Regions from separate parts of the Homo sapiens genome. Here all the other regions are linked to region 3. A link is a loop called in an ENCODE intact Hi-C map of the cell type or tissue named here. Cell type or tissue: ascending aorta. All regions are shown on one strand.

Region 1 (8,000 bases), 220 kb after region 3:
TTGGAATCGGGTTGGGGTGAGAGGTCAGGGTCTCTGCTAAGTAAGCCTCCTGTGCTCTCTGGCCCTGACAGAACGTATGCACCGTCCTCCCACCATAGGGCGCGGGGCATTAAAGCGCAGCACGGTCCCTGAAGATGCCTGCCAACAAGAGAGACCCGAGGCAGCTCCCCACAAAAAGAACAGACACAATACCAGTATCTGATTGTGTGCGTTTTTTTGAAACTTCAATTCCATTCTCTTCTAACTTCCTCTTTGCACAGTCCTGGCATGCATTACCTAAAAGAGAAGAATTTATTAAGAAGCTTGTTTATTCAGAATCCACTCGCCAAGGCACAGTTCATAATGTGACCTTACTGAAGCACTGGCCAAGCAGACCCTGCCATCCACTAGAGATGACATCAACCACGCTACGGCTTCTCTCCAAAGAGAGCCATGCTTCCAGGAGTCGCATTTCAGTGAGAAAGCAAGTGTAATGAAGATGTCCTTTCGCATGGGAATAGGTGGCAACGGGGAGCCGACTGCGGCGGTTTCATACTTCCTGCACCACTAACATGGATGTGAGGCGAGCAGCTCCCACATCGATGCGCGTTTTCCCATCTGTGAACGCGCTGGGCCAAACAGCCAGGGAAAACAGGGCTGCGCACAGAGGCCTCCGCGCCACTCACCAGAGTCCCTTTTACCCAAATGATTCGGCAAGGGGAGGCACCTGGTGCCCAGCGCACACACAGGAGGACGCTCATGGCCACCGAGTCTCATTAAATTTATAAACAGGCAGAATTGAGCCCAGCAAGAAGAGCGTTCACATTTCAAAACAAGTATTAAATAGGAAGCTTCTGTGTGCAAGCTCAGACCCGTGCAACGAACATTTCGGAAGAGCTGGGTCATTCTAAGGCACTGCATCTGGCACCACATGGTATCACACAAATAGAACCTGTTCCAAGTCCCGTCACTCTTGGTTCTAGGGCAAGAAATTATTCTCAGGTGCCAGCTGGCTCACGTGTGATTCGGCTGTGCTTCCTCGTCAAAGGGATGGCTTTTAGTCTCTTGGTGTGGCAGGGACCATGCTAAGGCATGGCTATTTATCATCTTCAGTGGGGCTGTTTTAATACAAGCTAATTATTTAAGGTGAAAAACAAACGTTTATGATTTTACAGTTAGTGACAGAAGACAATGGAATGTGTAGGCAAAAAACAGGCTGGCAAGAAGAAAGATCTGCTTTACCCAATAATGTGGTGCTGTCCACGCGATCAGCATCTGAAGGAGAAAGAAAAGCAGTCAGTGGAGCCGAGACACCAAGAGCTCGTCCTCCTCGGCCACCCTGAGGCAGTGACTGGGAACGGCAGGGACTGGGAACAGGCTTCTGGGCAGGTCAGCCCGCGCGGGCTGCGGACTCCTGCGCTGCTCGCTGCCCTCACCTCTACCTCCCAGGCTTGGTGCGAGGACTCGCTGAAGGAGCCAGCTGGCAAAGGCAGCATGGTGTGGTGTCCGCGATCACTAGCATGACTGTCACTGTCATGGGCCTCCTCTCCCATCAGGAGTGGCACTCCATGAATTCGAGTACAAATGTCCTTCATGACACAGTCACAGATTAAAACTCCCAATGACCTTGCAGTCTTCTGGCAGCCTGTCGAATCCACTTGCCTGCCCCAACCTGGAAAGGGAGGCTCAGTGGGACAGAAAGCTGCTCAGCCCCACTCTAGGAGCCCGAGCACATGCAGGGTTACTCTGGGTCCTGTTCTTCCAGGGAGTGTGGGGGTGGAATGAGAAGCGGCGGACGGGGGCAGAGATGAGAAAAGCCCGCTGCCTCTCTGCAGAGCCACACATGTGGGCCGGTGCCAGGATGCACCAAATGGTGTATTTTGCTCTGCAGTCAGGCCAGGATCCCAATCCCAGCTTCAAAATGTCTGGGCACGTTATGTGCCTGTGCCAGCTCAGCTCATCTCGTCTATGAAATCATCTACTTACTAGCACTGCATGCTGCCATGAAAAACCAAGTCAGGTGAGAATATGGAACTCCGAGCAGAGGGTGACACATGGCAAGCAGGAGCTCTTTTCTTCTGCCCTTAATAAGAAGCTGTTGCCCTAATCATACTTTTATTTATGGAAATGGAACTTACATTGGTCCATTTTGCTAATTATTAGCAATTCTGAAAAGAAATGATAGTGGTTAAAAAAACAACAAAAACTTTAGCGATTGGATTATCTGTGCATTCTCTGGTCTCCAAGTTCACAGCTGGTCACATATACCTGCCTCTGTGGCTAACCTCGTTCTAGTGTGTGGTGAGTGTGCCTGGGTTTCCTGTTACAATTAAACGAGCCAGCACAGGCCTTTCCAAGCTTGCCATCATCAATGTTTTATGATGCCAAACTCGCAGCTATTAATTCCCTTATATCAAGATGACCAAGTTTAAGAATTTCTCACTTACCCTGGTCATTCCTGATAGATGAGCAATTTCTCAAAAGTGCCAAGGAGCACTACTTAAAAGAGGTGTTGCATTCAGAACAGGGAAAATACATTACGTGAAAAAAGAAGTAAAGTGTTCATGAAATCATTTTGTGCTTGTGAAGTTGTAACTTTTCAACTGCAGTAATAGGACACAGATATGAGATATCTGCGTCTTTCAAGTGTTAAGTATCACAACTGATAAAGCTAGCCTGGTAGTTTTCCTTCTTGGTTAAGGAAACCTGAAACAGGAATAAATGTGTCCAGCTATACATGTGTGCACAGCTGTAAACTTCAAAGTTACTGTATTTTTTATTTTTAGAGACAGGGTCTTCCTCCGACGTCCAGACTGGAATAAGTGGCCTGATCACAGCTTACTGCAGTCTCTAACTCCTGGGCTCAAGCAATCCCCCCACCTGAGCCTCCAGAGTAGCTGGTATCACAGATGTCCACCACCAAACCCAGCTCTTTTTTTTTTTTTTTTTTGGAAACAGAGTCTTGCTCTGTCACCCAGGCTGGAGTGCAGTGGTGCGATCTTGGCTCACTGCAAGCTCTGCCTCCCGGGTTCATGCCATTCTCCTGCCTCAGCCTCCTGAGTAGCTGGGACTACAGGTGCCCGCCACCATGCCCAGCTAATTTTTTGTATTTTTAGTAGAGACGGGGTTTCACCGTGTTAGCCAGGATGGTCTCGATCTCCTGACCTCGTGATCCACCCACCTCAGCCTCCCAAAGTGCTGGGATTACAGGCGTGAGCTATCGCGCCCGCTCCAAACCCAGCTAATTTTTAAAAACATTTTTGTAGAGACCAGGTCTCCCTATGTTGCCCAGGTTGGTCTTAAACTCCTGGGCTCAAGCAATCCTCCTGCCTTGGCCTCCCAAAAAACTGGGATGACAGGCGTGAGCCACGGTGCCCAGCCTGAAGTTACTTTAAAGTTCTAGTTACAGACTGTCACTAGGACACCAATTACTCCAATCTTCTAATTTTAAATTACAGAGGCAGTTTTAAAAAATAATAACGAAGACTGGTGAATTTTAGGGGTATGTGGGTTCCATCAAAAAAAGACAGAGAGAAACAACTGGAAGAGCCCTGTGAGTTTTGTACTTGAAAAGTGAAGACAGGCCGGGCGCGGTGGCTCTCGCCTGTAATCCCAGCACTTCAGGAGGCCAAGGCAGGTGGGTCACCTGAGGTCAGGAGTTCGAGACCAGCCTGACCAACATGGTGAAACCCTATCTCTACTAAAAATACAAAATTAGCCAGGCATGGTGGCGCATGCCTGTAATGCCAGCTACTCGGAAGGCTGAGGCAGAATCCCTTGAACCTAGGAGGCGGAGGTTGTGGTGAGCCAAGATGGTGCCATTGCACTCCAGCCTGGGCAACAAGAGCAAAACTCCGTCTCAAAAAAAAAAAAGAAAAAAGAAAGAAAAAGGAAAGTGAAGCCAGATCCCATACCTGGGCTTTGCTGTTTGCAGATCTGAGTGGCAAGGTCTTGCACATATCCTGGAAAGTGGTCAAAACAGTCCCCGTAGGATACAACTTTGATTCCGTGCAGAAGCATATCTGCCTGATGCTTAAAGAAATGGTCTTCATTCTCCTTCAGCACAAGCATGTAGTGCTCCAAATCCACCTTATTCGGCACGGAGTAAAGAAAGAGGGCCTGGAATATCTGATCACGAAGGGTCTCCCCACAGCCCACAAACAGAAAGGACTTGGTGCGGTATAAGTTCTGGAGGACTTCCTAGAAAAGGCCAATGAAGAAATTGAGTGCTCATTTGAAAGACAGCAAGAGCTTACAACTAACCAAGTCACATGTGTGTGCTTTTACATCACTGCTCCCTGACAGGCGTTCCCAGGGCCACGCTGAGGAGCACAGTTAGAAGGACAGTATCCTTCCCGACATGGCACTCAGGCCACCCCCCAGCAGCAGCCTGTGGCAGCAAAGACCAAAGCTGGGCTGAGCCTGCCTGTCCCCAGCTAAGCCAGGGTAGCTGGTCTTTGGCCGAGGCGGGTGGCAGTGCCCACACCCCTAACAGCAAGGCCAGCCCATCGCCCACCCCACACACTCACCAGTGCAGTCACCCAACTCAAATCTTCTCAAATTGGGTACGATTTTAAATTATTAAAACACAAAATGAGGACAGTAAATGTTTTCAGTTCAGAATTATGCACATAAAACACCCTGAAATTAATGTTGATCTCAGTGGGCCATATGTGGGAATTCTTGCAGGGGTGGTTTTGCGAATGAGGGCAAGAGAGCTGAGGAGGGGATCAGTGACCATGACTGACGGGGTCGGGTGGGCACAGGGAAAGCAGATTGCATGGGGTCACTCAGGCAGGCAGGAGGGAATCGCCAATGCAGCTAACCAAATATCTCAGAGAGGCTCAGTCTCAGCCCAGGTATTTCTTATCACCAAGCAGTATTAATGATGCAACTGAAAAGCATCTGCCCAGTCACTCATCTGCTGACACCTGTCACGGAATGACACCGGCCCAGGGATGAGCACTGAGGAACAGGGCGCCTAGCTGTGTGCTTGAGGGTAAATCCACAGACACCGAGTTTCTCAGTGCTTACCAGAAGCACAGCTTTTCCACACTGCATTCTAGGGCATCAGGAAGACCTCACAGCCGGGAGTAGGGGCACACACCTGCAGTCCCAGCTACTCGGGAGACTAAGGCAGGAGGATCCTTGGGCCCAGGAGTTCAAGGAAGCAGTGAGCTTTGATCATGCCACTGCACTTCAGCCTGGGCCACAGAGCAAGACCCTGTCTATTTAAGAAGAAGAAAAATAAAACCTCACAGAGAATGAAGTGTTATTTACTTTTATTTATTTATTTTTTTAGAAATGAGGTATCGCTCTGTTGCCCAGGCTGGAGTGCAGTGGTGCGATCCCAGTTCACCATAGCCTCTCCCTCCTGGACTCAAGCAATCCTCCTGCCTTGGCCTGCCAAAGCACTGAGATTACAGGCATGAGCCACTATACCAGGCCAAAAATGAAGCTTTACAACTACAGGAAGGAGAGCAGAGAATTTCAGACCAGAAGAAGCCTGGAAGAACAAGGACAACATTCTAGACTGCACGGGGCCTATATGTCATGCTGAGGAGTTTCACTATATACCTGGGCAGGTGAGAACCACCAAATGGCCAGGGCTCCTAGAGAGGGTACAGGCAGATCTCTGCTTTGAAAGGAATCATGAATTCCTTCCTCCAACAAATGTTCGCCAAGCATCTACTCAACATGGAGGCACCATGCGGGACCCCAGAGACACAGACGAGGACAAGAGACGTGGCCCCTCCCTCAGCAACTGTGTGCAGGGCCGACCTGAAGGGCACGGACGCCTGGAGCCTGGGAAGCCACTCAACTGCAGCCAATGGCCAGTGGCCACCAGTAATCCCTGAGAGGACGCACCGATGCTAATTAGGACGGGCCGTACCATGACTTCTGCGTCTTGAGTGACGTCTTTATACCCCGATGGGTCCAGCACCACCCCGCAGGGGTCCGTGTAGAGGCCGTGAATGTGGAGGACGCCGTACTTCATGTGCCCTCTTGCCCATTCAAGGACCTACCAAACATCAAGCCAAGAAAAAGAAACACATCCTCAAACTGTTTCAAACAGAGAGAAGAAAATACTGAAAATGGATTCATAGTTTTTAAACCTATCTTGGAAAGAATCATCGAGAGATGCTTCACTTTACACTTATACCTTCAAAACCTAAGAGAAACTTGGTTGTGAGCCCTAGTTATTCCCGTCCTACGACGGTACAGTCACACCTGTAAAACCTGAGAGAGGATCGGCTGTTAGCGCCAGTCATGCTGGTCCCATGATAGCAAAAGAGCTTCTGGGTGGCTCATACCTATAATCCCAGCTACTCAGGCCAAGGCCAAGACTTGAAGCTCAGGAGTTCGAGACCAGCCTGGGCAACAAAGTGAGACCCTGTCTCAGGGTGGAAAAAAAGGACTTATTTAAAGACAGACAGTTACATAGAAAATGTCTTTAACACTTGAGGTTACAGCAAACTGTTAAGAGTGATTACTTTAGGTGGGCTATGGGGACTTTCACTTCTAAGTTATATGTTATATTTTAATTACTGCTATTTCTGTATTACTTCTACACACCCAGAAAAAAATATACATATGTATGTGGAGAAAAGTATTTATCAAATGGCTAAGTGCATTCCTTTCAGTTCAAGATACAGAACGCAGGACCTTATCAAGATACAGAACACGGGACCTTACAAAGATGCCCATCGGGTCACTGTCAAGTCATCTTCACCCCGGAGCCCGCACAGCAGCAGGTGGAATGGACACAAACACCAACAGCCCTGCTGCCATCACTGGGCGGTGAGCCAGCTGGCAGTTCTGTTTATGCAACTGGCTGTCTGTTTCCAACAGCAAGCCCCAGCAGTGGGGACCATGTGGCTCAGACGCAGAGAGCAGATGTCTACTCCATGGCACTACCGGCAGGAGTGGGTGCCTTGGCCCTGCCCGCTCCCCTCAGGCGGCCCTGCCCCCGTGTACACTGCCCCGTGCCCCGTAATTCAGTCTCTTTGTACACAGAGCGGGGCCAGGGCCTTACCTCACAAGGCAGCCCAGACAACACAGGCAGCAGTGTTAGTTATGAATAACATAAGCAGACACACAAAGGTCACAAGTATGTCACAAAAGAAATATCAAGAGTCACATGAAACTACGCTCAACCTTTAGTAACACAAGAAATCAATGTTGAAAATTTCAGCTATCAAATGGACAAGGTGTATTTCATTTTGTTTCTTAATAACACCATGTGTTGGCAAGATACAGGAAATGGATACTCCCACACTCAGCCACTACCGGGAGTGTAACTGGTGCTCCTTCTGGAAAACAATTTGGTAATTTACATCATCAGTCTTTAAAACATTCATACCTTTTGACCATAAAACTCTTCTAGGAATTCATCTTGAAAACAGGACATAAAAGTATGAGGACCCTGTAGTGTTATTTATAACTGTAAATATATGCTAACTGATATAGTCTGGACATTTGTCCCCACGAAAATCTCATGCTGAACTGTGATCCCCAGTGCTGGAGGTGGGGCCTGGTGGGAGGTGCTTGGATCACGGGGCAGGATCATCCCTCATGGCTTCGTGCCATCTTCGTGACAGTGACTTCTTGAGAAATCTGGTCATTTAAAAGCATGTGGCACCACCCCCCTGCCACTCTCTCTGTTGCCATGTGGCATGCCTGCTCCCACTCTGCCTTCTGCCACTATTGGAAACTTCCTGAGGCCTCCCCGGAAGCAGATGCTGCTATGCTTCCTAGACAGCTGTGGAACCGTGAGCCAATTACAGCTCTTTTCTTTATATATTACCCAGTCTCAGGTATTTCTTTTTTTTTTTCTTTTGTTTTTTGAGACAGGGTCTCACTCTCTTGCCCAGGCTGGAGTACAGTGATCTCAGCTCACTGCAACCATCTCCCTCCCAGTTCCAGCTATTCTCCTGCCTCAGCCTCCCAAGTTGCCAGTGTGCCACTTTCCATTATTACTTTTTTTTTTTTAAGAGAAAGGGTCTTACTCTGTCACCCAG
Region 2 (8,000 bases), 240 kb after region 3:
CACTGTAAAATATCTTAGCACACACCACCAAACCGCTTTCCAGAAAAGTGGTCAGCAGAACACGTCAGTGCTCGCTTTGCCACATCCAAACCAGCACTGACTGAAAATGACTTTGGCAGAGTACGCTGGCTCACATCTGTAATCCCAGCACTTTGGGAGGCTGAGGTGGGAGGATCCCTTGAGCCCAGAATTTCAAGACCAGCCTGGGCAACATCATGGGGAAACCCCATCTCTACAAAAAATACAAAAATTAGCCAATGTGGTGGTGCTCATCTGTAGTCCCAGCTACTTGGAAGGCTGAATGGTAAAATCACCTGAGCCCAGGAGGTTGAGGCTGCAGTGAACCACGACTGTGCCACTGCACTCCAGCCTGGGTCGCAGAGTGAGACCCTGTCTTAAAAAGAAAAAAAAAAAGAAGAAGAAGAAGGAAGAAAAGAAAAAGAAAAATTACGTGTTTGTTTGTTTTTTTTTGATGGAGTCTCGCTTTGTCACCAGGCTGGAGTGCAGTGGCACAGGCCTGCGCCACCACATCCGGCTAATTTTTGTATTTTTCATAGAGACGGGATTTCACCATGTTAGCCAGGATGGTCTCGATCTTTGACCTTGTGATCCGCCTGCATCGGCCTCCCAAAGTGCTGGGATTACAGGCATGAGCCACAGCAACTGGCTGAAAAATCACTTTTTCACATGTGTAATCTTCACTCACACACACACACCCAGCCACTAGAATCAGGTCATCAAAAGTAATTTTCCAGGGTAAGGAAACAAGGCTTAATCAGTCCATAAGCATCATTAGATCGCAGAGCTAAATGGGATCCCCGTTATCCTTTGAAAATGTAAACAACTACCTAAGTCCATGCATATATTTTCCTAGGGAGAGTTCACAGCTTCCATCAACTCCCAAACATGTCTGCGACCTTACCCCAAATGCTAAGAAATCACAGTCCACAGGCAAAGAAAACGAGGCTCACAGATGCCTGTAACCTGCCCCAGGGAAAGACTGGCAGAGTCCGGGCTGGGGCTTGGCCCTAACACATCCTTCTTCCCATTGAGGAGTTAACATCAGTCATCAAACTAATCTTTTGTTTTTTTAATCTACTAGATACTTTCTAAGGAAAGTAACAGAAGTTGAGTTTCTCCGCTGTATAATATAATCCCTCCACCATCTATTAATAATATAAGCAACTCTGGACCCCACCCCTGAGATTTCAATGACTGATTTAACTGTTCACCAATCCTCAGTTTTATTAACCATAAAACATGGATTCTTGCCAATGGGCCGAGTTTTGAAAGCTCAGGCCTCTGTATGAAAGTGCTCTGGCAGCTGGAACTGCTGAGTCCAACAGCTCAGGCTCTGGCCTGTGGATGAGGCGGCCTGCACACTCCCGGCCTCCTGCTGTGGGGCAGGACTTGGGAGCCACTCCTGTTCAATCCTATTTGGAAGGGGACGATAAGAGGGCTCATCAGCTGGCTAATTCAAGTGCCCCCTACTCCCGCCCCCCAAAATAATCCACATCACTTCCAAATAGTTACTCCTCCCTGTCTATGAGAAGGGCTTGTTTAGTTCAGCCGTCTGTACACGACATTTTAGACTATTTTTTAAACACGCACTGGTCAACCAGTGACGTAAAAAAACCACATGCCTAAAACTGTTACCACAGTAAAGAACTTTCAAAATCTACCTCTAGTTCTTTCAACCACTGTTCAATTGCTTTCGATTCTCCACATATAAGTGATTATGGTTACAAATTCAAATCCTAAATACTGCATTTACACATCTTCAAAAACAGTATGAACAAATTAAACTTTTGCAGGCTATATTTAACTCCGAAATTAAGTGATTTCAAAGTTTCTCAAAAGAACGAGGTATCACACTATTCCTAACACTTACGTAACAGGCCACAGCTCGCACTCCTGGGTGGTCTGTGGCTCGCTTAAGTGCTCAAAACCTCTTTCTCAGCCTGAACTGCAGGTCTGGTGCTGGCTCCTCAGACAGTATTTCAAACACAACCACACGGAGTCCAACCTCAATAGGCAGATGGGCCTCTAGACTTTAATACTGATGCATACTTTTAAGGATCAAAGGAGCCAACACGGAAAGTACCCAATTATATAAAAACTCAACACAGCAACTCTGCAACTTGAACTGCACAGTTGCCCATATTTAGACATTTACAGTTCATTATCACACTACATGTTTAAAGACATTACCTCATTTCCTGTTTTACAGCAGCCTAAACATCAGAGTCAAATCTCACAATAATCTAGAAATTACCCTAAATCTCCCCCTTGTTTTTAAACCAAAATCCAAGTAAGGTGATCTCAAAAGCACTCGGCACCAGGTCCTAGAAGTTTCAGCAGGACAGCAAGCTCCAGCGTTCTGCTCCCATCCAAACACCGTCTAAGCCAATCAGATCCCAGAAAACAGTAACAAAACCCTTCGGAGGCCTTTCAGACGCTGCATCTCTCGGTTTCCTTAGTGACTATGTCGTCACCACGGTGTGTGGGCCCAGAGCCAAGTCATCATAGCAACCCTTCTTTTTTTTCAAGGACCTATCAGCATTTCTGAAAGCAAAATCTGGCCCCAGCAGAGATTCTTATAAGCAGTTCCTGTCTTTTTTAATCCAAAGCCAAACTCTTACCAGGATGCTGTCTGCTTAGAACTTAAGATCACTAGCATTTTATAAACTAGCATAGAGTAGCTAGAGACTGTCTTATTCTTCAAACCCTGGCATCCAGCACTACGTAAACGTTCATCAAACGGAGTTCAATGCAAAATACAAGCTACCAAAATCGAACTTGTTATTTACAGGTAGTAAAACAAAGTACCTCACAACCCTACCGTGGTAGGATGTTAATGGCCCCGCCCCTCATGCCTGCTGGCAGCCACACCCTTCTACAGCCCCTCACAGACTCCAGGCTTAGCCATGTGACTTTTTGGCCACTGAGATATCGGCAAATGGGATAACGGGAAGCAAGTACAAGTCCGACACACCCTTTACGACAGAGCCTGTCCCGGTGGAATTCTGCCCTGCAGAGCTCTGGCCTGCCACTTGGTGGGCAGCCGAGGTACCATCCACCCACACAAGAGCAAGGCTGCCTTGGGCCACAACTGCATGAGTGGCCCCAGCGAGCCTGGCATAAGAACCTGCTGGGCCGGGACCTGGGCCTGGCGCTGAGCTAGCAAATAGGCTGTGGCTGTTTAAACCCTGGCGGGACAGGGAGAAGCCCAGAGTGCCAAGGAAAACAGAGCAGATGGACGAATGAACGAACATCACGAGGCTCTGTGGGGAGAGGGGAATGTGTGTCAAGAACTGTAATGATTAAAAGTGGTGTAACAAAAAAACCTTAAATTACTCGCTTTCCATTACAAGCTATATGTTCACTTAACAAGCACAAACCATCAACTGGAAGTGTCCAGATTCTGGGATCCTCAAAAGTATCCTTTAAGAAAACCTTTTCTGTGTGTTTTGAGAGTGAGTTTCACTCTTGTTGCCTAGGCTAGAGTGCAATGGCGCAATCTCGGCTTGGTGCAACCTCCGCCTCCCGGGTTCAAGCAATTCTCCTGCCTCAGCCTTCCAAGTAGCTGGGATTACAGGCACACGCCACTAAACCTGGATAAGTTTGTGGTTTTTCAGTAGAGACAGGTTTCACCATGTTGGTCAGAGGCTGGTCTCGAACTCCTGACCTCAAGCAATCCACTTGCCTCAGCTTCCCAAAGTGCTGGGATTACAGGTGTGAGCCACTGTGCCCAACTTTCTTAATTTCTTTCTATAAATAGATGATCACATGGGCTTTGAGCAGTTTCAAAAAGCAAGGAGATAAGGGTGTCCAAGCAGCATCTGATTACAATGAAGCAAGAGGGACTCAGAGTAAACATAAGCTCAAACTACATCCATCTCACACAGGAGTGAGTGGTGTCACATTTACTCGGCAAAGTTTCCGAATGCTCACCTTTAACTCACCTGTAGTCAATCCACAGTGATCATAAAATGACCCCAGAATTTGCAAAGTCAGACAAGGTCACTGTGACTACAAAGGAGTTGATTTATGTTGAGCCCTTAGAGCAAAGCCCGGCAACACAGTAGGCTATTAGTACCAATATTACCACTGCCACTGTGACAAAAGCGCCTCACACTAAGAAAGCATTTATAAATGTGCTACTGACAGGAGACAAGAGGCTGGGAAATACTAAATTTAATCAGTGTAGCCAGGGTGGATCTTGAGGACTGGAATGTCCTTAAAGGAGGCCAGAATCTATCCACTGCATTCTGACTACACCAAGGCAGCTCTGGAAGACCGGGAGCCTTCAAGCAAGCCCTTCCCAGCATGACCCTCAGCAAGACAGATGACTGCATGCTATGGAAGCTCAACGGCCAGACCCTGCTCATTAATATCCTCCTCTCCCTTCATTCTAGATGTGATTCCCACAAACTTCCTTTTTCACAGCCATCAGGTTCCCACGTAGGCTTGGGAGAGGAGAAGAGTGTGGCGGCAGAAATCACTGAGCAAGGCTGGATGTGGAGGCTCACACCTGTAATCCCAGCACTTTGGGAGGCCGAGGCGGCCGGATCACCTAAAGTAAGGAGGTCGAGACCAGCCTGGCCAACATGGTGAAACCGTGTCTCTAATAAAAATACAAAAATAAGCCAGGTATGGTGGTGCGCACCTGTAATCCCAGCTACTCTGGAGGCTAAGACAGGAGAATCGCTTGAACCCGGGAGGCAGAGGTTGCAGTGAGCCGAGATCGTGCCACTGCACTCCACACTGAGTGACAGAGCAAGACTCCATCTCAAAAATCAAATCAAATCACTGAGCAACAGTCTTCAAGCACATGTGACAGTCATATTTCTAACCACAAATGAACCATCTGCGATCCAGCTGATAGGTTTCTGGTGAGTTTGATTAGCATGACTAGGGTCACCTGAACTGGAAACAAGGCACAAATGGGCAAAAAATTAAGCTTCTGGAACTGCAAAGGAGAGGCTTAGCCTTGAAACCACAACACCCCCACCTGAAGCAGCATTAGGACTAAGGTGCAGAAAACACAGGATCTGGAGACAAGGAAACACCACCCTTTCCCCAGCCAGGTAGACCTCTCTAAACCTGTTTCCCCCAGCCAGGTAGACCTCTCTAAACCTGTTTCCCCCAGCCAGGTAGACCTCTCTAAACCTATTTCCCCCAGCCAGGTAGACCTCTCTAAACCTGTTTCCCCCAGCCAGGTAGACCTCTCTAAACCTGTTTCTCCATCTCCCAAATGGGGATCCCAACATGCACATCACCGACGGGGCTGCTGCAGACATTCAAGGGAGACGCGTATCTGAAAGGCACTTAATAAAGTGTACAGTGTCTGTTACTCTCAACCGCCTCACGCTAGCACCACTCTTCCAAGGCAGTCACCACAACTACATTTCAGTGTAATCATGGTTCTGGTAAAACTTAATCTCAGCCATTACTAATAATAAGGGATCTTCAGGATGAGTTATTTTCTTCAATTTACAGAAAATATGAACCCTTAATTTGAACGCACTCCACTTAACCAATTACTTTTTATTCTGTTGAACTTAATTATAATGGGAAAAATGCCTTATTTTGTAATGATGGAAATAAGTTAATTGGATTCCTGAAACCAGTCCCACCAAACAGAGCTGCTTGGACGTATACACCCAAACCAGGAAAACAGCAAAACCCACCACTAGAAAAAGAATCTAATTCAAATTTAGTTTAATTTGGTCACAAATTAATTCAAAGAGCAACATTAATTACTGCCACTTTTTCAGCCTTTAATAGAGATTCAAGGGAAAATGCTAAGCGTTTTACACGCACTATCTCAGTTAACCTCAATAACCCGATGAGGTGGCGACTCCTATGACCCACAGCCTGGCCAAGGCCGATAGTGAACCCTTCTAACAGGCCAGCCCCAAGTTGTGTATTATATATTCTTGCGCCTTTCTTCCTAACATCAGTGCAGCTTGAAATGGCAAACAAATATACCTGATATTTTACTGGGAACTCTGCCATCCACTAAAGCATTCAGCATTTTACATACAGTTTGTCCACCAGATGTGACACATTAACTCAAATAAACGTGTTACTTAACAAGCCAATGTTAAAACACGCCAAGACAGAGGCCAGGGGCTTGTGGACCCACCTGCCTTTACCCCACCTCAAGAGGATACGTAAGACATGTTCTAGAAGGTAAACCTCCAACAAAATGTAAAATGACAGAATTTCAGAGCGGGCAGGATCTTAAAGGTTACATGAAACCAAATGCCCTAATTTTTCAGAAGTGAAAATTGAGACTAAGAGACAGTGACTTTGTCAACTTCCCCCACGGGGCTGGGAACAAGCTATAAAGTAACTCCTGGCTCATGTCCCATACCCTTCCCACCGGCCTGGGCATTGTCTGGTCCACTGTGACCCCAACACTTTAAGGCACTCATTTCTACCTCTTTACCACCAAATCATTACAAATAAGGCACAGTTTAGTTTTCTACAGTTTCTCCTTCCCCGGAAATGTTGAAAGAGTTGCCATTAGGCAGATAGAAGAGGCGGCAGGCAGAGCAGCTCCAGGAAAAAGACCAGCCCCTGCACAGTGTGCTTATCATTCAACTGTCCATGTTAGCTTGGGGGGCGGGGTGGGAACAGATAAGGAGGGCCACATGGAGGAACAATGCTACCAACTCAAGAGGACGGCATTTTCCTGACAAGGAGATGCTGCAGGCTCCTTGGGGGAAGGAGGTAGGATACAGCAGCAACAGCCTGGCCAACAAATCAGTACTGGCTGAACTCCTTACTACCTGGGCAAGGACTCATTCCTGAGCCTATTTACTTTTTCTACAAAGGAAAGAATATCTTATACCTCCTAAGGTTGCTGGAAGCATTAAATGGAATAAAAGAACAAAGCCTGGAACAGTGTGCTTCCTACTACACCCTAGATGTGTGATAGGGAATCCTTCCTAGATTTAATTAAAATTAAAGCTAAATAAAATTAAACAGCTGCGTCACATTAGTCATATTTTCAGTGTTCGGCGGCCACAAGCGGCCAGTGTGTACTGGACAACAGTCATTACATTTTGGTTACCACAGGAAGTTCCATTGTGCAGTTATCCCTGAGTCTGTCTCTCCCTCACCTAAGCCCAGACTTCAACAAACAAGTCCTGTAGATTTTTCTTCCTAAATCTGTTTAATCCATACCGTCTGCCACAGTCTTAAAGCCCTCACAACTTGGCTGGGAGTGGTGGCTCACACCTGTAATCCCAGCACTTTGGGAGGCCGAGGCGAATGGATCACCTGAGGTTGGGAGTTTAAGACCAGCCTGGCCAACATAGTGAAACCCCGTCTCTACTAAAAATACAAAAAGTAGCTGGGCAAGGTGGCAGGCGCCTGTAATCCCAGCTACTTGGGAGGCTGAGGCAGGAGAATCGCTTGAATCTGGGAGGCAGAGGTTGCAGTGAGCCGAGATCGCACCATTGCACTCCAGCCCTGGCAACAAGAGCAAAACTCCATCTCAAAAAAAAAAAAAAAAAAAACCCTCACGACATGTCTGACACTGAAAGGCACCTGCTTCCAGTTCCAGCCCCTCTAGTCCTCTAGTCCCACATAGTCACCAGAGGGAAATTTCTGACACATCTGAACTTGTCTCCCCTCCAACAGCTTTGCATTTTGTTGAAATCTCTACTTGGTCTTCATCCTGTTTCCCGTCTTACTACTCCTAGAATCCCTGGAATCTCCAAAGTGCTGTCATTTTGTATGCTAATGAGCTGATTGACGCAGATAGGCCCTGGGCAGCTTCAGAAGGGGGCTTATCACCAGAAAGACCAAGGCAGGATTAGATCCTTGGAACTTTCAGCCCCACCCACTAACCTGGGGAAGAGAGGGCTAAAGATTACGTTGATCACCAAAGGCCAATGGTTTAATTAAGCATGCCTACATGCTTAAGTCGTCTCCATAAAAGGCATAAAAGGGCTGGGTTCTGAGAGCTTCCTGAGAGATAAATA
Region 3 (8,000 bases):
CAATATTATGGCACTGTTTCTCCCATAGCCAGGATTCACGGGTCCAGGCATCCAAGGGTGGAAATGGAAGTGGCACCACTCACCATCACCCCTAGTGATCCACTAGCAAAATTTTTGCTTCCTGTTCCTGCAACATTACGTTCTGCTGGCCTAGAGGTCTTAGTTCCAGAGGGAGGAACGCCGCCACCAGGAGACAGAACAAGGATTCCATTAAACTGGAAATTAAGATTGCCACCTGGACACTTGAAGCTCCTCCTACCTTTAAGTCAACAGGCTAAGAAGGGAGTTACAGTGTTGGCTGGGGTGGCTGACCCAGACTATCAAGATGAAATCAGTCTACTACTCCAAAATGAAGATAAGTTAGAGTATGCATGGAATACAGGAGATCCATTAGGGCATCTCTCAGTATTACCATGCCCTGTGATTAAGGTCAATGGGAAACTACAACAGCCCAATCCAGGCAGGACTACAAATGACCCAGACCCTTCAGGAATGAAGGTTTGGGTCACTCCACCAGGAAAAAAAAAAAACAAGATCTGCCAAGGTGCTTGCTGAAGGCAAAGGGAATACAGAATGGGTAGTAGAAGAAGGCAGTCATCAATACCAGCTACGAGCCATGTGACCAGTTGCAGAAACGAGGACTGTAATTGTCGTGAGTATTTCCTCCTTCTTTTAAAAACATGGCCAGGTGCTGTGGCTCACGACTGTAATCCCAGCATTTTGGGAGGCCGAGGCGGGAGGATCACTTGAGGTCAGGAGCTCAAGACCAGCCTGACCCACATGGTGAAACCCCATCTCTACTTAAAATAGAAAAATTAGCTGGGTATGGTGGTGCACACCTGTAATCTCAGCTACTCAGGAGGCTGAGGCAGGATAATCACTTGAACTCGGGACGTGGAGGTTGCGGTGAGACAAAATCACACCACCACACTTCAGCCTCGGCAACAGAGGGAGACTCTGTCTTAAAAAACACACAAACAAAAAACAATCAAAAATGTTTGTGCATGTATACACTTGTACTAACAAAAATGACTTCATTTTATTTCCTTTCTCTTTTATCAAGTGACATAAGATTTATTGAATTCACATCAGCATTTAAGTATCGTTAACTTTATATAATAGTATTTGGGTTGGGGATTGGTGAGTTTCTGGTCGTATGAAGTATAGTTATGTTAGGTGTAATTATGATCTTATTATTGTCTTTATTTGAAGATTATGTATGATCTCAGGAGATGTGCATGGGTTCAAGTTGACAAGGGGTGGACTTGTGATGGTTAATACTGAGTGTCAACTTGATTGGATTGAAGGATACAAAGTATTGATCCTGGGTGTGTCTGTGAGGGTGTTGCCAAAAAAGATTCACATTTGAGTCAGTGGGCTGGGAAAGGCAGATCCATCCTTAATCTGGGTGGGCACCAACTAATCAGCTGCCAGCACGGCTACAGCATAAGCAGGCAGAAAAACGTGAAAAGAGAGACTGGCCTAGCCTCCCAGCCTACATCTTTCTCCCGTGCTGGATGCTTCCTGCCCTCAAACATTGGACTCATTTTTTCTTCATTTTTGGGACTCAGACTGCTCTCCTTGTTCCTCAGCCTGGAGATGGCCTATTGTGGGGCCTTGTGATCATGTGAGTTAATCCTTAATAAACTCCACTTTATATATATATTCCATATATATATTCCATTTTATATATATATATATATATTCCATTTTATATATATATATATATGTATATTCCATTAGTTCTGTCCCTCTAGAGAACCCTAATACAGGTCCAAACTTCTTGTGGTGGAGACAGAGACGGGTCCCAACCTCCTGCGGTGGAGACACGGACGGGTCCCAACCTCCTGGGGTGGAGACGGGGACGGGTCCCAACCTCCTGCGGTGGAGACGGGGACGGGTCCTAACCTCCTGCGGTGGAGACGGGGACGGGTCCTAACCTCCTGCGGTGGAGACGGGGACGGGTCCTAACTTCCTGTGGTGGAGACGGGGACGGGTCCTAACTTCCTGTATAGGATGAGCACAGATTCCAACTTCCTGTTACAGATTCTAACCTCCTGTGACAGGATGGAGATCGGTATTATCTTCCGCTACAGGATAGTAACAAGTTCTAATTTCTTGTCACAAGATGGGACAGGGGTCGTCTCCTGTGTACTGAACTCCTGGCCCATCATACTCTGAAGGTGGCTGCCTGAGGAAGCAGGGCCCAGGTGCGGAGCCCCAGAGGACCTGGCCCAGGTGCTCCAGGAAGCCCTGCCATCTGGGCTGTGTCTGGATTCTGAGGTCAGGAGCATCCTCTCGTCCTGGCCTTCTATCACATCTCCCTTTTGGCTTTTTAAGTTTCCATGTCTCGTGCTGGGTTACTTGGACTTGCTTGAGGCATTTATCGAGACTGGGGTCTCCTTTTACCTCCTCTTTCCAGGTTTGTCAGGACTGACAGGAGGCCTTGCATTTACTTGGCTAGTGATCATTCCAAGCTCTTAGAAAGGACTGGCCTGGGAGTCAGGGGCACTGAACGGGGGAGTCCTGCCTGGGAGGGGCCCAAAACAGAGGCAGGAAAGAAGGTGGGCACGGGTGCTGCTGGCGGTGGCCTGCCCCAGAGATGCCCAGGTCCAGGCCAAACGGGAGTGCTCCAGGCGATCTGAGAGCTCTCCCCCAGGGGGGCCTCTGAGGAGCTATGACCAAAGCGTCCGTGAACTGGGGGAGGAGCATGGGACCCATGAGCTGTGCTTCCGGGTGCAGGTGAACTGCGCTTCCGGGTGCAGGGAGCAGGCTGCAAGCAGCAGACTTTCCTTCCACTCGCTCCCTCCACTGTCTCCCATCGTCCTCCCGCTCTACTGGCTGGAAGACAGACGCCCATTGAGGATGCAGAACTTGCTGATAGCTCCGTGGTGTGTCGTAAGGGGCAAGCTTGGCTTTCAAAGTCGGCCTGTCTTACTTCAAAGCTTTTACACACACAATGTATGCACACACACAAGCACGCGCACACGCACACACACCAGCAACTTCAGGACCAGCCTGGATGGGGCTGGTCAGCAGGTGGCGCTAGAGTCGCCCTGGTGGGATTTCGGCTTCCCGCTTCTCTCAGCATGGCGGGTACTAACCAGGGATGGAATTTGTTTTGCCAGAGGGAAGCGGAGGAAAGCAATGGGAGGTGTGCGTGGTGTTCTGGTGCAGCTCCCGCCGTCATCACACACAGCGACTGGTCACTCCTCCCCTGGAGGCTCCCCCTCCGACCCCACACAGTCATTCCTCAGAGCACCCCAAAACCTTCTCTACACTAGGAGTTTCTGGGCTGGCTCCTTCTGGACAAAGAGCAGGGCCTGGGGCACCCGCTATGTGCTTTGCAAATGACTAATGCACAAAAATAAACATGTCCTTGATTTTCCTGGTAAGTCCTGGCTTCAATGATCGTACTTCGCTCTACTCAAACTTTTTAAAACACCAGAAACATAACTGTCTGGCAAACTGCCTGTCAGACTGGGAACGGCCCAAAAATCCCTTTTAGCCAGTGTGTCTAGGTCAGGGACGGGTTGTCATCACTGAATGTATTACAGAGCAGGGCATAGGCGAGCCCGCCCCGTCCCCCCCTGCCACGCAGGCCCTGGTTTCCAGACATGTCCCCTCAGCAGGCCACCCATCCTGGGCCATGTCATGCGTTAGAGGACAATGTGCTCCAACTTGCCAGTTCAACACATTTGACCCTAACACCTCAAGCTCTATGGAAATGATCCTAAGCCACCACACACCAGAGAAAAAAGGCCCTCTAGGCCCCCTCCTTCTCCTGGGAGGCACGGCAGTTCTGGCCACCCCAGGTGCTTGTGGATATCCCTGCCGGCATTTTCCTGACTTTCACACGCTCGTCGTCCGGGAGACAAGCCCCAGGAACTGGCCAAGGCAGGGGGGCCATCGACGGCTCTATCTCTGCCACCGTCCACCGTGTTACACCCTCAGGCCCACAGCTGTTCACTCGTGTCCCATCCCCGGGAAGCGGCAACCAAGGCCACCCGGCTTTGCTCCAGCTTTCTAGACCACAGGTCATCAGGCGCCGGCCCCACTGAGGGGATAAAGAGGATGTGTCCGGCCCCATGAAGGCTGTGGGACAGCTTTGCACACTTCCTCCTGCGGGCAGAAGGGAATTGTGTGGGCAGGACTGTAACAGCCTGGTCCTGTCCACAAGGCCGAGCCCTGTGGTTTGCGGCCCAGCTTCCTGGGTCATGCTCCAGTTACCAGCCCTCGGCCGCCGGGATGTTCCCCAGATGGAAGCCGTCTGAGTGGAGAGAGAGAGAAAGGCACAGCAGCGGACTCTGCAGTCCTGTCTGTCAAGGCTCCCGAAGGAGGCGCTCTTGCTGAGTTGTTAACCACAGAAGCGCCGGCCATGGGTCCCTCCTAAATATGGCTCTTTTAGATTTTAAAAATTGCTTTCTGAAGCTTAGATGAAAAAACGTGTTAAGCAGCTTCGATTTTTGATGAGCAGGAAAAGGGGCTGTAAAATACAAAACTCCAGTCTGAGGGGTTAGCAGTGCTGAGAGGGGGTGGCCCCTCCTCACTATCAGTCCCGGGAGTCCAAGGGCTGGAACAAGCCAGGCGCCCAGCAGCTCAATCCCTTACTGCACAGCACACAGGGCCCAGGTTTCAGGCTGAACTCCCCATTTCACCGCACATGTGTCCATACTCCCGCCGCTTCTGCCTAATTCGCTCCCCCTTCCACCTCCATGCAGGCATGGCCCACTCCAGACAGCCCCCTGCCCACCCTCACGCCCAGCCAGGTGGGGTCCCCTCCTCCCTCCTAGCACACACGCCGAAGGCGGAGCCTGTGCGGGGACAAAGCCCTCTGTGGGCTGTCTACCCAGGTGCCTGCACGCAGTAGGTCCAGGAAGAAACGACTTTCTCCAGCACTGAGGGGTGGCAGAGGCTTCCACAGCCAACATGAGGGGTGGAGCTGGGTTCCCCTGATTTCAGCCATGACCTCAGCACACATGGCCAACCCGCCCACCCTCAGGCTTAGGAGGCGCCAGGGCCCCTGTGCAGGGCAGCCTCCCCCTCTTCGAAAGGTGGTTTCACGACTGTGCGCAAGTTAGAAATCGAGGTCACAACCACAGCCAGCCTCCTGGAATCCTCAAGCCCAGGCGCTGACAAAGGCTGGGGAGAGAGTGAACTTACAATGACAGACGGCTGCACAGCCTGCAGCCAAGGCCATCGAACTTTCTTAATGGCTCAGAGAAGCAGTGTCACTGCCTGGGGCAGGCTGTTGCATAACCATGAGCTCTTCGGGATGCTACAGACTTGCAAACCCAGTTTTGGGGCAGCTTTTTCCTAACCCAAGCTCAGGAAGGAAACAAGATGTTGGGTTTTCAAGCAGACAGAAATCCGTGCTGGGAAACAGGGAAATGGCTGGGCCAGCCAATGAGAATCGCAAAGCCAGGAAGAATATGGAGGGCTGCCAGGGACAACGGGGCTGCTCGGGTACCCAGAAGCCTTGCTATGCCACAAGCCAGGGCAGCTGCCCCTAGGGTCAAGAGGTGGACACTACCACTGACCCTCAGGTCGCGGGGGCAGCTGGCCAAGAGCCCAAGGCAGGCTGAAGGTCAAGGGGCCAAGGCCTCGGAAACAGCTGGCTGCCTGCATCGTGCACTCAGAGTGCTGGGAGAGGTCACAAGTCCACAGTCCTGAGATCGGTCCCAGCATGGAGCTTTTCCTGAAGCAACTGACTGTGGCACTAAATGAGACTTTCTGAATACAATTAGGGGCAAGGGGGATAGGAAGTGGGAACCGTGGTCTCAAGTGGGCGCCGTGATGGCCTAGGAGTGAGTGAGCTTACAAAGACATAGGGGCACGCAGCCCCACGTTTAGGATCTGGAATCTTTGATGCCGTTCCCACACGGTCACCAGGCTGGACGAATTCTGGCTTTCAGGTGGGCACCTAACAACAACGTCCAACAGGTCACATCGGCTCCCTGGCTTTGGGCTGACATGGAGACATTGCTACCTATGCATCTCAGTCAGAGCACGTTCTGACATCTGCATGTTACAGATGAGGAAACTGAGGCCCAGAGAGCTTGCCCAAGGCTTCCACCCTAGGAAAAAAGAGGGCTGTGGTTTCTCCTGGTTCTGTGCACAGCCTTGGCCTGAAAACATGACTATAGACCCCAGACTCATTTGCAGTTACCCCCTTGACTTTCCGAGACCAGTGTCACTAGCATTTAGGGGCTTGAGGGCCAGGGATCAGGTGATCTTTGAGTGCCCTGAGTCCCTCATGGGAGGACACCGAGGTCACAGCCTGATAACCCACCCACCCGGGAACTGGGTCACCAGGAAGGCCAACACAGACAGACGACGATGGCATGGTCCAAGGGACTTACGTGGCTGCGGAGCGGCGGTAGTTCTCAGGGCACTCGAAGGCCAGGCAGCGGAAGCCGCCCTGGATGTTGAAGCAGGTCTCGTTGATGGAGCAGTTGTGGATGCCAGTCACACACTCATCAATGTCTGCAAGAGACCCCACAGCAGCACAGTGAAGGCAGAGGCTGCAGGAGCCATACCCATCTGGAGACGGAGGAGCCCAGGCCTCCCATCAACTAGGGTTAGGGGTGGCGATCAGGCCATCCCTGCCCTCCACTGGCTGATCTTCAGAGCAGCGTCCTGTGCCAGTTCTTACATTTATAGGGTATTTACATTTATAGAGTGTTAACTTATCATTCGCAATCCCTGGAGGGAGCGTGACGATGGTAAAAGTAAACACTACATGATGGGTCCTGGGAGTACCTCGCAAGGATAAGTCACTGAATCCTCCTAAGAACTCAATGAGGCAGATACTGTTATGATCCTCATTTTATGAGGAGCTCACAGAGCTTAAGAGACCTGCCTGAGGTCACACATTTTATAAATGTCAGAGCTGAGCTTTGAACCCGGGCAGGCTGGCATCAGAGTCCATACACTAACTAACCAGAGCCTCTCTGTGGCTCCCGAGGCTCAGCACCCTTACCCTAGGTGTGACTCAACCTCTTAGGAGAAAAGGGCAGGAGCTGCTAGCTCCACACAACAATGAGAAAAACAGCCTTCGAGGGATCATACGTCTTGCCTGTGTGTTGGGGTTGGTGGCTGTTCAGGGTGGACTGGAACCACCAGGTCTGGGACTCCTGGGATGGGGCCTGGGGCACCACACTGAGAGGCCCCTGGAGATGGGGGAGCAGCCCAACTCCCATAGACTCTGGAGCAGCCAAACAGTGGGGCTCAGGGGCTGTCACCAACCCTGGGAGACATCCATTAAGAGGTGCCAAATGCCTGAGCATCGGTGGCAAAAACAACACTCCCCAGCCTCAAAGGCCCGGCTCAGGAATGTGTTTATGCTGAGTCTGGGCGGGACCCCAGGCTGTGGTGAGGGAGCCTGGCCAGGAGAAAAGTCATTTGCTCCGTCAGAAATGCAGACACAACCAGCCTTCCATCCAGAGCCCAGGGCAAGCGGAGGGGGCCTCCCAGGAAACACCGCAGCTCCTGCCTGCCTTTCATCAAAGTCACCTTCCTCATGACCAGAAGCTACATCTGTGGGACCCAGGGGGCTTCCAGAGCCCCAGGATCCACAGTCCTGTGTGGGGCTCCCGAGGAACTGGCTGGACAGCCCCACCTCCATGACTCAGCTTCTGGGCGCAGTGTGTACACTGAGGATCACGCGCTCACAAACATCTACTCAGCACCCGCTGTCAGTGATTGAATGGATGGTTATCAGATGGCTCTGGGGGACACACACTGCCCCCTAGAGCATTCGTAGAAAAGGGGGCTGAATGCAGAACCAATGCCATTGGCCACCATTACTTAGCCGATGCTGGAGCTGACCCATAGCCATGAGTATCCCTGGGCCATCCCACACCAGGCCACGCCATCCCCTGGCCTGGACTGCTTCCTCCCTGGCGGGCATCTTCCTAAAGGCCTCTGTTCCAGCCTTTACGGGGCTGCTGAGGGGAGGGGAGGAGGGCTGAAGTGTTCCTGCCGGATGCAGCCGCCAC

The links. Peaks named below come from ENCODE experiments on the same cell type or tissue, not always from the same donor. Only the 100,000 strongest peaks of a DNase experiment are listed, where the experiment ranks them.
Region 1: it touches region 3 in a loop (3-fold over the local background); 3 of 110 quality-filtered maps call a loop at or near these places.
Region 2: a loop joins it to region 3, with 8 times the contacts of the local background. A loop is called at or near these places in 10 of 110 quality-filtered maps.

Annotation. Positions count from the first base shown.
Region 1 is chr22:45,328,604-45,336,603 of GRCh38, reverse strand. It overlaps FAM118A (family with sequence similarity 118 member A), which reads right to left. Exons shown (of 9, transcript NM_017911.4): 5 at 5,873-6,001; 6 at 3,894-4,179; 7 at 1,222-1,254; 8 at 193-276. Among named protein-coding and RNA genes, the nearest start is that of FAM118A, 23 kb to the right of the region's middle. In ascending aorta, no CTCF peak of the experiment used is centred here; no DNase peak of the experiment used is centred here; H3K4me3 peaks cover 51 bases; H3K27ac peaks cover 1,936 bases.
Region 2 is chr22:45,312,852-45,320,851 of GRCh38, reverse strand. All of the region lies in intron 1 of FAM118A (family with sequence similarity 118 member A), which reads right to left. Among named protein-coding and RNA genes, the nearest start is that of FAM118A, 6.9 kb to the right of the region's middle. RefSeq lists enhancers at 2,201-2,270, 2,321-2,370. In ascending aorta, a CTCF peak has its summit at 3,061; DNase peaks (open chromatin) are centred at 111, 1,377, 2,501 and 3,071; H3K4me3 peaks cover 2,511 bases; H3K27ac peaks cover 6,154 bases.
Region 3 is chr22:45,548,978-45,556,977 of GRCh38, reverse strand. It overlaps FBLN1 (fibulin 1), which reads right to left. Exons shown (of 17, transcript NM_006486.3): 14 at 6,363-6,486. Among named protein-coding and RNA genes, the nearest start is that of FBLN1, 50 kb to the right of the region's middle. RefSeq lists enhancers at 3,022-3,131, 7,820-8,000. In ascending aorta, CTCF peaks have their summits at 3,036 (motif pointing right), 4,342, 7,554 and 7,760 (motif pointing left); DNase peaks (open chromatin) are centred at 3,047, 3,487, 7,467, 7,627 and 5 weaker places; H3K4me3 peaks cover 927 bases; H3K27ac peaks cover 6,187 bases.